2 separate regions of the Homo sapiens genome follow, and region 2 is linked to region 1. The links are chromatin loops, found by intact Hi-C in ENCODE. Cell type or tissue: B cell. All regions are shown on one strand. Links, peaks and the distances in the headings refer to the core of each region. The heading gives the core; the rest is flanking DNA. Region 1 has its middle 31 kb from the start of DHRS9. Region 2 overlaps LRP2 (LDL receptor related protein 2).

What was found. Peaks named below come from ENCODE experiments on the same cell type or tissue, not always from the same donor. Only the 100,000 strongest peaks of a DNase experiment are listed, where the experiment ranks them.
Region 2: a loop joins it to region 1, with 12 times the contacts of the local background. A loop is called at or near these places in 1 of 110 quality-filtered maps.

The regions. Positions count from the first base shown.
Region 1 is chr2:169,097,717-169,103,100 of GRCh38, forward strand. No RefSeq gene overlaps it. Among named protein-coding and RNA genes, the nearest start is that of DHRS9, 31 kb to the left of the region's middle. In B cell, for the core only: no CTCF peak of the experiment used is centred there; a DNase peak (open chromatin) is centred at 3,015; H3K27ac peaks cover 939 bases.
Region 2 is chr2:169,169,853-169,175,236 of GRCh38, forward strand. LRP2 (LDL receptor related protein 2) reads right to left here. Exons shown (of 79, transcript NM_004525.3): 55 at 5,341-5,384; 56 at 4,067-4,312; 57 at 3,244-3,372; 58 at 2,163-2,282; 59 at 699-815. Among named protein-coding and RNA genes, the nearest start is that of DHRS9, 100 kb to the left of the region's middle. In B cell, for the core only: no CTCF peak of the experiment used is centred there; no DNase peak of the experiment used is centred there; H3K27me3 peaks cover 187 bases.

The DNA of each region.
Region 1 (5,384 bases), core at 200-5,199:
AATGTTGTCTGCTGGGGCCCCTCCTCACCTTGAATTCACATCTTGGCTTCATTTCACTGCTTTAGAATTCTTGACAAGCTGCTCCCTGACTTTCCAGACCTCCCAGGGCTACCAAGATGTTTAGACTCTGAAGGAACTTTCTTTGCCAAGCTTCTAACCATTTCAGTCATATTCTTGGGCCTACCTGATTGTGTTCTTTCTTTTGTTTTGCCTAGACCTGAGTTCTTTGTTCTTTCCTTCCAGTAGCTACAATTTGGTAACTCCCTGTTTCATCCAACTAAAAAATTCTCTCCTTAAAACAAATGTCACCAGGTGTGATATTACTCCAAAATAATACCAAATATATTCACCTAAGCAATTTTTAAAGGTTTTTAAAATACATGAGAAGGTGGGGTGTTGGGGGCATAGAGGCATAAGTCTCTACAGAGGCACAAGATGTGTGGTAGGGAGAAAGGGGGGACGAGGATATCAGACAGTCACTATATCAGGCATCTTGGGCATGGGTTCCTAGACTTCTCTCTGTCTTACCATAATCACTTCTAATTCTCTGTTCTTTTGGGGAAAATACCTATCAAATTTTTATCTGTAAATATTTGAAGAGACATATTTTGACTACGATGGACATTCTTCTAAGTATTGGCCTATAATAAGGAACATGATGGATGTGAGGCCTTCCTTCCTAGAGCCTTTTGGAAATAATCCAAATCTAAGGCCAATACTCAGGAAGCCTTAGAGGACCTTCTCCAGGAATGCACGGCCAAGATGAACGGAGATGTTGTCCTCCACCACATCTAGCTTGAAGGATTCTTCCTCACTTAGTTTAGAGAGACCAAGAGAACCTCCCAAACCCTCCCTCTGACCTGATCCAAAAATCCAAGTGTGTCCTTCATCTGGGCATCCACAATATATTCAAATCTGGAGTTTTTATCTTCCCTGCCCCACAGATGTTTTCCCAGTCCAGCACCAACTACTGTCAATTTAATCTCCATAGGGATCTGGAGTCTGTCTACCTTTCTTCATCTCCAGTGCAATCACCTGTTCAAGCTACCCTCATCTCTTGTTTCTACCACAGCATATCCACCTTGTGCACCATCATTGATTTCTCTTCATTGTAGTCAGAATTGTTCATAATTAACATCTAATCATTCTACTCCTTCTGTCGTTGCTTTCTTAAAATCTTTTCAAAGTGTTCCTGTTGCACTTTGGCTGAAGACTAAAATGATTATGTGAACCCTGCTGCCACCATACTCCTCATTAGCCTCATTTTATAGCACTGTTCTCTTCACTTGGCCACCTCTGCAGCTTTCCCATGCCTCTCTCTGGAAAGTTCCATCTTACCTGGTTTTCTAGTTTCTTTGTCCTACAGATCTCAACCACGTTCTCAGGGAAGCCTGCACAATTTCAAATTCTGACCACCACCTCTTTATCCAGTTAGGTTCCCATCTTGTACACTCTCACTGTGCCCTGTAATTTTCTTCAGGAATCTCATCACAGTCTGTAATTGTATATGCATATGGTTAGTTAATATAGGTCTCCTGTATCATATCATAAGCTCCATAAAATCATGAATAATGATGCTTTGCTTATCTTTGTATCTCCTTACCTAGGACATCGCTGGCACACAGATCAATGTTCAATACATGTTTGTTGAATGAACACAAAAATTAGTCTATATTAGCCTTTCTAACTAAGGGTCAATTTATTACTCAAGATCAAGCTGGTCGGGTGCAGTGGCTCAGGCCTGTAATCCCAATATTTTGGGGGGGCCAACGCGGGAGAATCAGTTCCAGAGCAGCCTGGACAACACAGGGAGGCCCCATCTCTACAAAAACAAATTAAAAATATAAAAATTAGCTGAGCATGCTGGCATGTGCCTGTAGTCCTAGCTACAGTCTGAGGCAAGAGGGTATCTTGAGCCCAGGAGACTGAGGCTGCAGTGAGCTATGATTGCACCACTATAGTCCAGCCTGGGCAACAGAGCAAAACTCTGTCCCTAAAACATGAAAAATAATACGTTTTTTCAAAAAGATCAAGCTTGCTGATCCCAATAGTTGTGCTGTCAGTGTGCCAGTTCAGTCAAAGTCTTATAACTTCCTTGAGCATTTCAGGTCTTCCTGAAGGCTCCCCAGCTCTGGCTCTGCTCTCAGCCAGATACTGAGCAGTGTTACTGTAGTGATTTCCCACCACCTATTGCAAAGGAGGCTGCCTCCATGCCAAGCCATCCTGGGCCCAGTAGGCACAGAACTAAAAGAGCACCAGGGATCATTGAGTCTATTTCTCTGCTTACAGGCAGGACATGTCTAAGCCATCCAGCCTGAAGAGAATCTCTTCTAGTTAGAATCTCTCCAGAAACTCTATAACTTCTGTTATCTTAGGGTAGACCAATACTTAATGACCAATATTTCACCCTGACCAATAGTTAATGAGAAAAATTTCCAGGAAACTTCTTTAAAAAATGATCAATTTTGGCTCTTCTGCACACTATTAATCCCAGTAGTTTTCAAGAACACAAGACATCACAGTCCCATCAATGTGGAGGAAAAGCTAAACATTCTCAAAATGAAAAACATTTTTTATATTTATGACAACTCAATCTAAGCCATAGTTTATAAGGACAAAGCTGACCAAGAGTTTTGTGAGTCTTTGCAAGGTGAAAAATAAGATAATTTGATATTCCTAATGCTAACATTCTTCCTCAACTCTGCAATTCATTTTTCAAAAAGAAAATATAATTTCCATCCTAGTAGATGAGGTACTAATACAGCCAGAGCTTTAGTACAGATTCTGGTTTAGTAGTATTTCCAAGCATCTTTCTTTTTTTTTCTTCTATTTTCTTTTTTGCATATAACACCTGCTCAAGCAGGAACCAGATCACAGTTCTTGCCTGATTAGTCCCTAGAAATAGCAATCCAGCCTAAAATAGTTCAGGCGAGAGCAACAGAGCATTCTCTCATTCTACAACTAGCAACTCTCCTGAACTGCTCCATTTTACTTCCTTTTGAGAAACTGGAAACAGAAAGTATTCTGCTATGAATACATAGTTTAAGTTCTGGGCAAAAACCATCTATCCCCGTATGTAGATAAAATATTTACTTACTGTGTTCTGGGTCTGTTTTCTCCTAGGTATGGCAACCGTAACTTGAGTATAATGCCACCCAATTAATGTTGATGCCTGAATTATGAACCAGGTAATCCAAACAACCTGACTTGCCATGGGCATAATAGGAGAAATAGTCATAATGATTGCTTAATACTTAAGTATAGGTCAGATTTTAAATACACTTTACTGTCTATTACATGAATGATTTCACGTAACCCTAATCATATCTCACTTACGTGTGTTTTTTAGAGATGGAGAAGTGAAATCACAGAGAGACAAGCAACTTCCTAAGGTTACACTGCTAGTGAGTGTGGGCCAGGGTTCAAGCCCAGGCAGCTTGATGTTGGAGCCGATGCTCAGAACCACCATGCTGTATTATTAAAAAGGATTTGAGGCCAGGCGCGGTGGCTCATGCCTGTAATCCCAGCACTTTGGGAAGCCAAGGTGGGTGGATCACCTGAGGTCAGGAGTTTGAGACCAGCCTGGCCAACATGGCAAAACTCTGTCTTTATTAAAAGTACAAAAATTAGCCAGGCGTGGTGACGGGTGCCTAAAAAAAGAATTTGAGTCTTAGACAGTATTTCCCTAAACTTTGATTCTGGTTCAACAAAAAACAAGACTGTTATTAAATTAATCTAGCATTAGTCTTACCTGGCCAATAACCAATTATGCATAAGAGTGATGCATAATTTTGAGCAATATACAAAGATATACCCCTTTTAGTTTTCCTGTATTCTATTTTCAAAATTTTCTCACTCATGATGACATAATAAAGGCACTTAAACATCATTCCCTAGATCCTTAAAGTTTTCTAACTAGATTTCTGGATTTTCTTTCTTTTTTTCTCTTTTTCAATCTTCTTTCTTCTTTTGTTGTTATGGATTTTGTCCATTTGTTGTTGTTAGTTGTTTCAGGAATTTATTTGCAATCACTTTTTGCTAATTTCAATAAAGGCCTTAGATCAACTGTTCTGACCCAAGATCAACACTACACATCTTCCAGCTTTTAAGATGAGACAAAAGAAAAAGAACAGAAGTCTGGGGTCCCACACATACTATGTTTCCAGATGACTGTATTTTTTTCAACAAATAGTGGGACAAACTATGCTGGTCCTTGTGGCTAGGGCCAGTCCTGGGAACACTAATGAGAGAAATGAGGGGACCTTAGCTGGAATGAGGTCAGGGCCTCCTGGCACTACCACACTGCAATCTCAAAAAAAAAAAAAAAAAAAAACAGTAAGTGGCTGGACTTTCTCATTTGGCTGGAAGAGGTCATATAGCTCATAATCTGTCTCACAGAGACACTTCCACTAAGAACATTCCCAAGATGACAAGTTTCTGCTCCAATACCACTAAAGAATGGACGGTCACCATCTTCCAATTTACCCTGTTGATTAGCTTTAGTTACTAGAACATTCTTTATAATTTTTCACCCAAAATTTCTCAGTGTGGATGAGGGGAGAAATGGCTATTGTTTCTGCTGCCATCATGATGATAATGGTTCACATTCACTGAGCCTTTAAAATGAGCCAGAATCTACCCAGAACACTATCTATGCACTTTCTCATGAAGTCTTTACAACTTTTGCACAACAGGTGCATTTATTGTCCCATTTTACAAATGAGGATTCTAAAATTCAAGATTCTTTCATCTCTAGTAATCTAAGATTCCTAAATGCCCACTTGATAAAATGCTCATTCCCAAAAATAAATATACAAGAAAAGCATAATTAGACAATGGATTTTAAAAGCCAAAATTCTTCATTAAAGTTCTTTCTGAACTCTGGAGCCACTGTAAATGAGAAACTCTAAAGCTCTGGGTGCTGAAAGCAGAAGTCAAGCCTCCTGGCCAGTCATCCCCAAGCACTTTCCCCATGCCTTCAGACCTTGAGAGAAATGATGGACAGTGTGTGCAGGCTCTTTCCACGTTCCTTCCACTCGCTCCAACCCCTGCTGCAAACACCCTTTTAAGAAATTAGACTTTTTTTCGTGAACAGAAATACATGCAGTTACCTTCATGCTTTACAAATGTCAATGCTCATTCTGAATGAAATAAACAAAAGTGTTCTGGTCAGAAAACCCTCCAAGCGCCCAAATGTTCTTTGGACCCCCTCCCAATTGGCCATTCTTTCACCTCCAAGGTGGAATGGAATCTGATCTGAGTCCTGTCCCTGCAAGGAGCATTTTTATCACTGACTTAGATGAAAACAAAGGCAGGTTTTGTTAACTCACCAGGGAAATACATGAGAAGACAGAATCTGGGTCTAAAATGCTGCTATGAGTTCT
Region 2 (5,384 bases), core at 231-5,230, 72 kb after region 1:
TGTCATTTTCAGACAGATATTAGGTACCTGGAGTATAGTGGTTACTCCATCACATTCCTATCTACACCCTGTGACTGGCTCACAGCAAACCCACAACTTGTGGTTAGCAAATTAATACATTCTCAAAACTCACACTTTCCCCACTCAACATACAGAGATGGAAGTACCTAGCTCCCTAATATTAAATAATCTCCAGCTCTTAAGCTTTTCCTCAGAAATCGGAATTCCCCAATCTTCAATGTTTTCTAATTTTCCTAAGACCCAACACCAAATCAGTAAAGAGCTATAAAAATTACTTTGGGTTTAGGATTACTCTGTCAATGATCTGATCTCTACACAAGAGAGTCATAGGAGCACATGCATATTCCTTAGGGTGACTTTCCGTGGAATAGTAGCAAGATCAATGTCTTTGTTTACAAGGCTAACGCAGATTAAAATCTGCTCCTAAGAAGTGTTGATATTAAAATTAAATGTTTAAAATTCCTTGCTATTTTCCTCAATTATGACTAATCTAGACTGCTATGAGTTAAGAATAATGCATAGAAAATACAGAGCAGAAGATACTGTGTTATGCTAAGGTTTACATATTACACATATACAAAAATAATTTTCCTCTAAAAGCCTTATAAACACTAATTTGAAGCCCCTACACTGTCACAGTACAAAATTCTATGGTAAGCTTCTCAAATGACAGTTACCACAGTCCCGTTCATCTGAGTTGTCCCCACAGTCGTTGTAATGGTCACAGATCCATCGCGAGGGAATGCACTGCTGATTGACACATCGAAACTCGCTCTCTGTGCACTCCCGGGGAGCTGGAAAGGAAAGGCACCTGGCCATGAGTGTGCACCAGGAATCACATACAGGAGACATCTTGTGAGCTGACCATAGTGCCCTGGGTGCCCAGCACCCTCCTGTGTCCCAAGCCCCAGAGGTGTGCTTGGGCAAATCATTCACCCTCCAAAACTAGACCTTTCACCTTAATTTTGAGTCTGTAAAGAATGGCCTTTATTAAGAAGTTTGTCCAAAGGTGATCTGATCTCTCTTTCTCTCTTGCTCTCTCTCTCTGTTTTTTTTTTTTTTTTTTTTTTTGAAACAGGATCTTTCAACATTGCCCAGGCTGACTTTGAACTCCTGGTCTAAAGTAATCCTCCCTGCTCAGGCTCCTGCGTAGCTGGGACTGCAGGTGTGTTCCACCATGCCCAGCTTGATTTTATCTTAATTTTTTCTATTTCGTGAAACTCTAGATAACCTCTTATAGGATTCAACATTGACTTTTATTAATAAAAGACAAAATGCCAATTGGATTACCCTTTTGTATAAGTTTTTAGCTAACTGATATTTGCAGGTGTAGTCAGCTTCCTAAATCTCTCATTGCTTATCGCAAGTGGTGATCACTTTTTTCTTCCAAAAGGTAAACAAAGTTAGAATGTGTTTCATTAGTCAATTAGAAATTGACGCATATCATGGGTCAGTGATATACACTCTGGGCAGGGCTTCATTAAGCTTGTTTTCAGAACACACATTGAGTGTGTTCTGACCATCTAATTTGATATGATCTCAGCCTCTTGGCTTCCTTTCCTCAACCTCCCTATCCAATGCCTTGTAGTCAATACCTTCGACTGGGAGAGAGAAACTAAAACCTGTCCTGTTAATTAACTGTTAGCCCTCCTAAAATAGTCAACTATTCTAGGAAGGGTAATAATGCAAACACAAGTTCTCTCTCCTCTCCTATGAAGGCCATTTTGGGGAAAGAGCTTAAGAAGCAGTGTCTCTGGGTTAGCACCCTTCCTCCCTCTACTTCTCTGGTCCTGGTTTTCTATTTCTATTCTATTTATCTTATTACATTTTTCCTTTATCATAAGTCACCTCAACTTCTTTTGGAAAAAAAAGTTGGATGTAAATAAATTCAACACATAAAAGATATTCTTCAGTAAATACCTTCCTCCAAAAGCTTGATTTGAAACATCTCAGAAGGAGATGCTTATGTCTTTAGTGGAAGAGAAAGTAGAAATGTACTGACCAGCAGAAAGAAAGAGATCAGACAGCTTGATATCATCCTACCCATTGAGGATCAATGACATAGACAGTTGAATTATGGACAAAAAGCAAACATCACAGCTCTGGTGGTATATAAGGACCATAGGACTGTGAACACTCACCACAGTTTTCCTCATCTGAGTTATCTCCACAGTCATTTTGCCCATCACACTGCCAACGAAGAGGGATGCAGTGGTGATTTTTACAGCGGAAATCCCCCACAGGATGGCATGTCCTCTCCTCTGCAAAGCAGTCATTGCAAAGACTTCATAAACCATTGGCAGAGAAATGCACAAAGTAGTATTGGCTTCCTTGTGAGACAGTCTGAGAATTGTATTAGCTCACTCTTGAAGCTCCCAAAGAGAGGAATGCCAGCAACATTCATGGTCAACATTCCCTCTTTTAGCTACCCTGAGCCTATCCTACCACTTGAAACTCGATCCATTCCCATTGGTAGAAACCATGCAAAGAATGAAATGGTATCTGGTTTGTAATTTGCAACAAAGGCCTGGTATGGGAGGCTAAAATGATGCCATAATAAATAAATATTTTGATCATATTATCTTCAGTCAATTGGACTCAGTGTTCTTAAAAGAATTTAGTATCTTCCTTACTTCTCTTCCAACTAAACCCAACACACATACTCCAGATGCTTTGGTTTCAAGTTAGACTATGACTAATCTTGACAAATTCCATTAATTTATCTGGCTTTCCCATGTTACCAGAGAGACTACAGATGTCCAATAGATAACAGGGAAAATCAGAGAGACATTCAGAATATGAAAATCCCCAAATAAGAAATATCCTAATTTGGAAATATCCTTTTTAGAGATAGATACGAAGTCTTTTCTCTAACCCCTTTCCACCAATTTCAACCAATTTATAAAATTAGAGAAACAATTTAAACTTGTCAAGTATGAATAAGGATTCTACATTTGGAAGAAATTACACAAGTTTCTAACATCTTAATAACGTCTTCCTCAATGACAGCATGACTTAAAGTGCTACAAATTAAATACCCCTGGTAACCCTGCAAAATGCTACAAAAATGTAACATGTTATTAGAAGAATCAACCATTTTTTTACAGAGGTAAACAAAGAAAAGATGACATGGGAAATACACTCTCATCTCTCATCTAATAAATGGCACTTGACATGTGCACTTTCTTGTCCCTCCCTCCACTCCCCTGTGGCCCCTCCTACCACAGCCTTGCTCATCACTGTTGTCCCTGCAGTCATCTACACCATTGCACACGGCCCACTTTGGGATGCAGCGGTAATTTGTTTTGCAGCTGAATTCTGTGAAGTTGTCACAGAGATGGGCAGAGCTCACTGAAAAGGGAGGAGGCATCAAAGTCAGAACTGAAGGTACAAGAAAGCACCTTTCCATTGTCACATTGAGGTTGTGGTACTGAGGAATAACAATGACCATGTTACCAAGCAAACCGCCTCTGGCGATATGTGTCTGTTTTAGATGTGATCTGTTTACCATGAGCAGAAAAATAGTCCTAAGTTTTCTCAATATGTCAGCACCACTCATTTGTTTTACAGTATAACTTTGTGGGTGGGGTTGGGGAAGGACAGGGTTTGAAGTAAAAAACCTGGGTTGAAGTGTTAGGTCTGACACTAAACAGTAATGTAACCATCCACTTAATGTGAACCTCAGTTTCCTCATCTGTAAAATGGAATTGGTTCACACCCACCTTCCCTACCTCATAACATTTCTCTGTGGCTCAAGTGAGAAAGCAGTAGATATATAAAATATAAGTTCTTGGTATCATATTCTGGTTGGTTAGACATTCTATGTATCAAAAGGAGGTATTAGCCACTTCAGAAACAGAGTCTGGTTCCACCTGCAAGCCACACAGCTATACTCTGCCTTGCAGTGCCAGAGTTTGCAGGGAGTGCCAAGGGGGAGCATCCCATCAGCTGAAAAAGAAAGCTCCATGTCCTCTCTCAGTCCCCATGGAAGTTTCCTCGTGTCTCCCTGCTCTGGTCATGCCTTGGTCCTCCCACAGGAACTTACTGCATTCTTCAATGGGCTCATCCGAGTGGTCTCCACAATCATTATCCACATCACACTTCCAGGCCTGCGGGATGCAGCGGCCATTAGCACACCGAAACTGGCCCGGCCGGCAGGTCCTGCTGGCACAGTGGGAACTGTCTTCATCTGAGTTATCCTCACAGTCGTTAAATGTGTCACACTGCCAGGATTCTGGGATGCAACGTTTGTTGGCGCACTGCCATTCATTGGAGTCACAGTGGTGATTCTCTGAGAGCAGGGACATTTGGTTATCAGCTTGGAAGGCATCAAGAATGAAAGCTCCTAATTGACATCAGTGAATCCTGGATAGCAGGATCATGATTTCTTTTTAGAGGACTTATTTCCTAATGTACTTATCAGTCAGTACTACTACATGGAGCACTTCTTCTTTTGACTATTACTGTCTCCCAAATTCTTAAATATCTCTTTATTGCATACAGACTTAAGAGATAAGAACTGAACACCCTGACCTGTTAAGCATACCTTCCTCTGTCCCTATTCTCCTACTGGAAAATAGTCTTCAAACTTTGTGTTTGTTACTGTTATTGATGTGTTGTTTTTAGTTTGGGGGAATTTTATTTTGTGCCTATTTGATTATTTATTTATTTTCTTGAGACCAAGTGAGTGCAGTGGCACGATCTCGGCTCACTGCAGCCTCAACCTCCAGGATCAAGCTATTTTTCTACTGCAGCCTCCCAAGTAGCTGGGATTACAGGCACATGCCACCATGCCAGGCTAATTTTTTGTATTTTTTGTAGAGACAGGCTTTTGCCATGTTGCCTAGGCTGGTGTTGGACTCCTGGGCTCAAGCGATCGACCTGCCTCAGCCTCCCAAACTGTTGGGATTACAGGCATGAGCCACTGTGCTCAGTCTTTTTTTTTTTTTTTTGCCTTTTAAATGGAAACATAAATAAATATGACAACTGAGAGTCCCTGTTAAAAATGGGGGTGGAAACCTCTCGTTTCCTCCTCAATGTTAGCTCTCAAAGGGGATTCAATGCCCAGCACATGGTGAAGAGCCACCAGTAGAGACAACTTATTGTCTACTTCAACCATTTGCCTTGTAAAAACCTTAAGATTTCTAAAAAAAAAAAAAAAAAAACTTCATAAAAATAGAAAAAGGATGGAGCCTGAGTTTCCTTCTAGGACTTTGAACTGGTTTTTAGTTCATGATATTCAGGAAATACCCACAGAATCATGATCGTATACAATCAACATAGAAGTCGGAAAAAGAGGCATAAAGCGACTCAACACACCACAAAGAAGACGGTCTTCATCAGACCCATCAGGGCAATTTTGG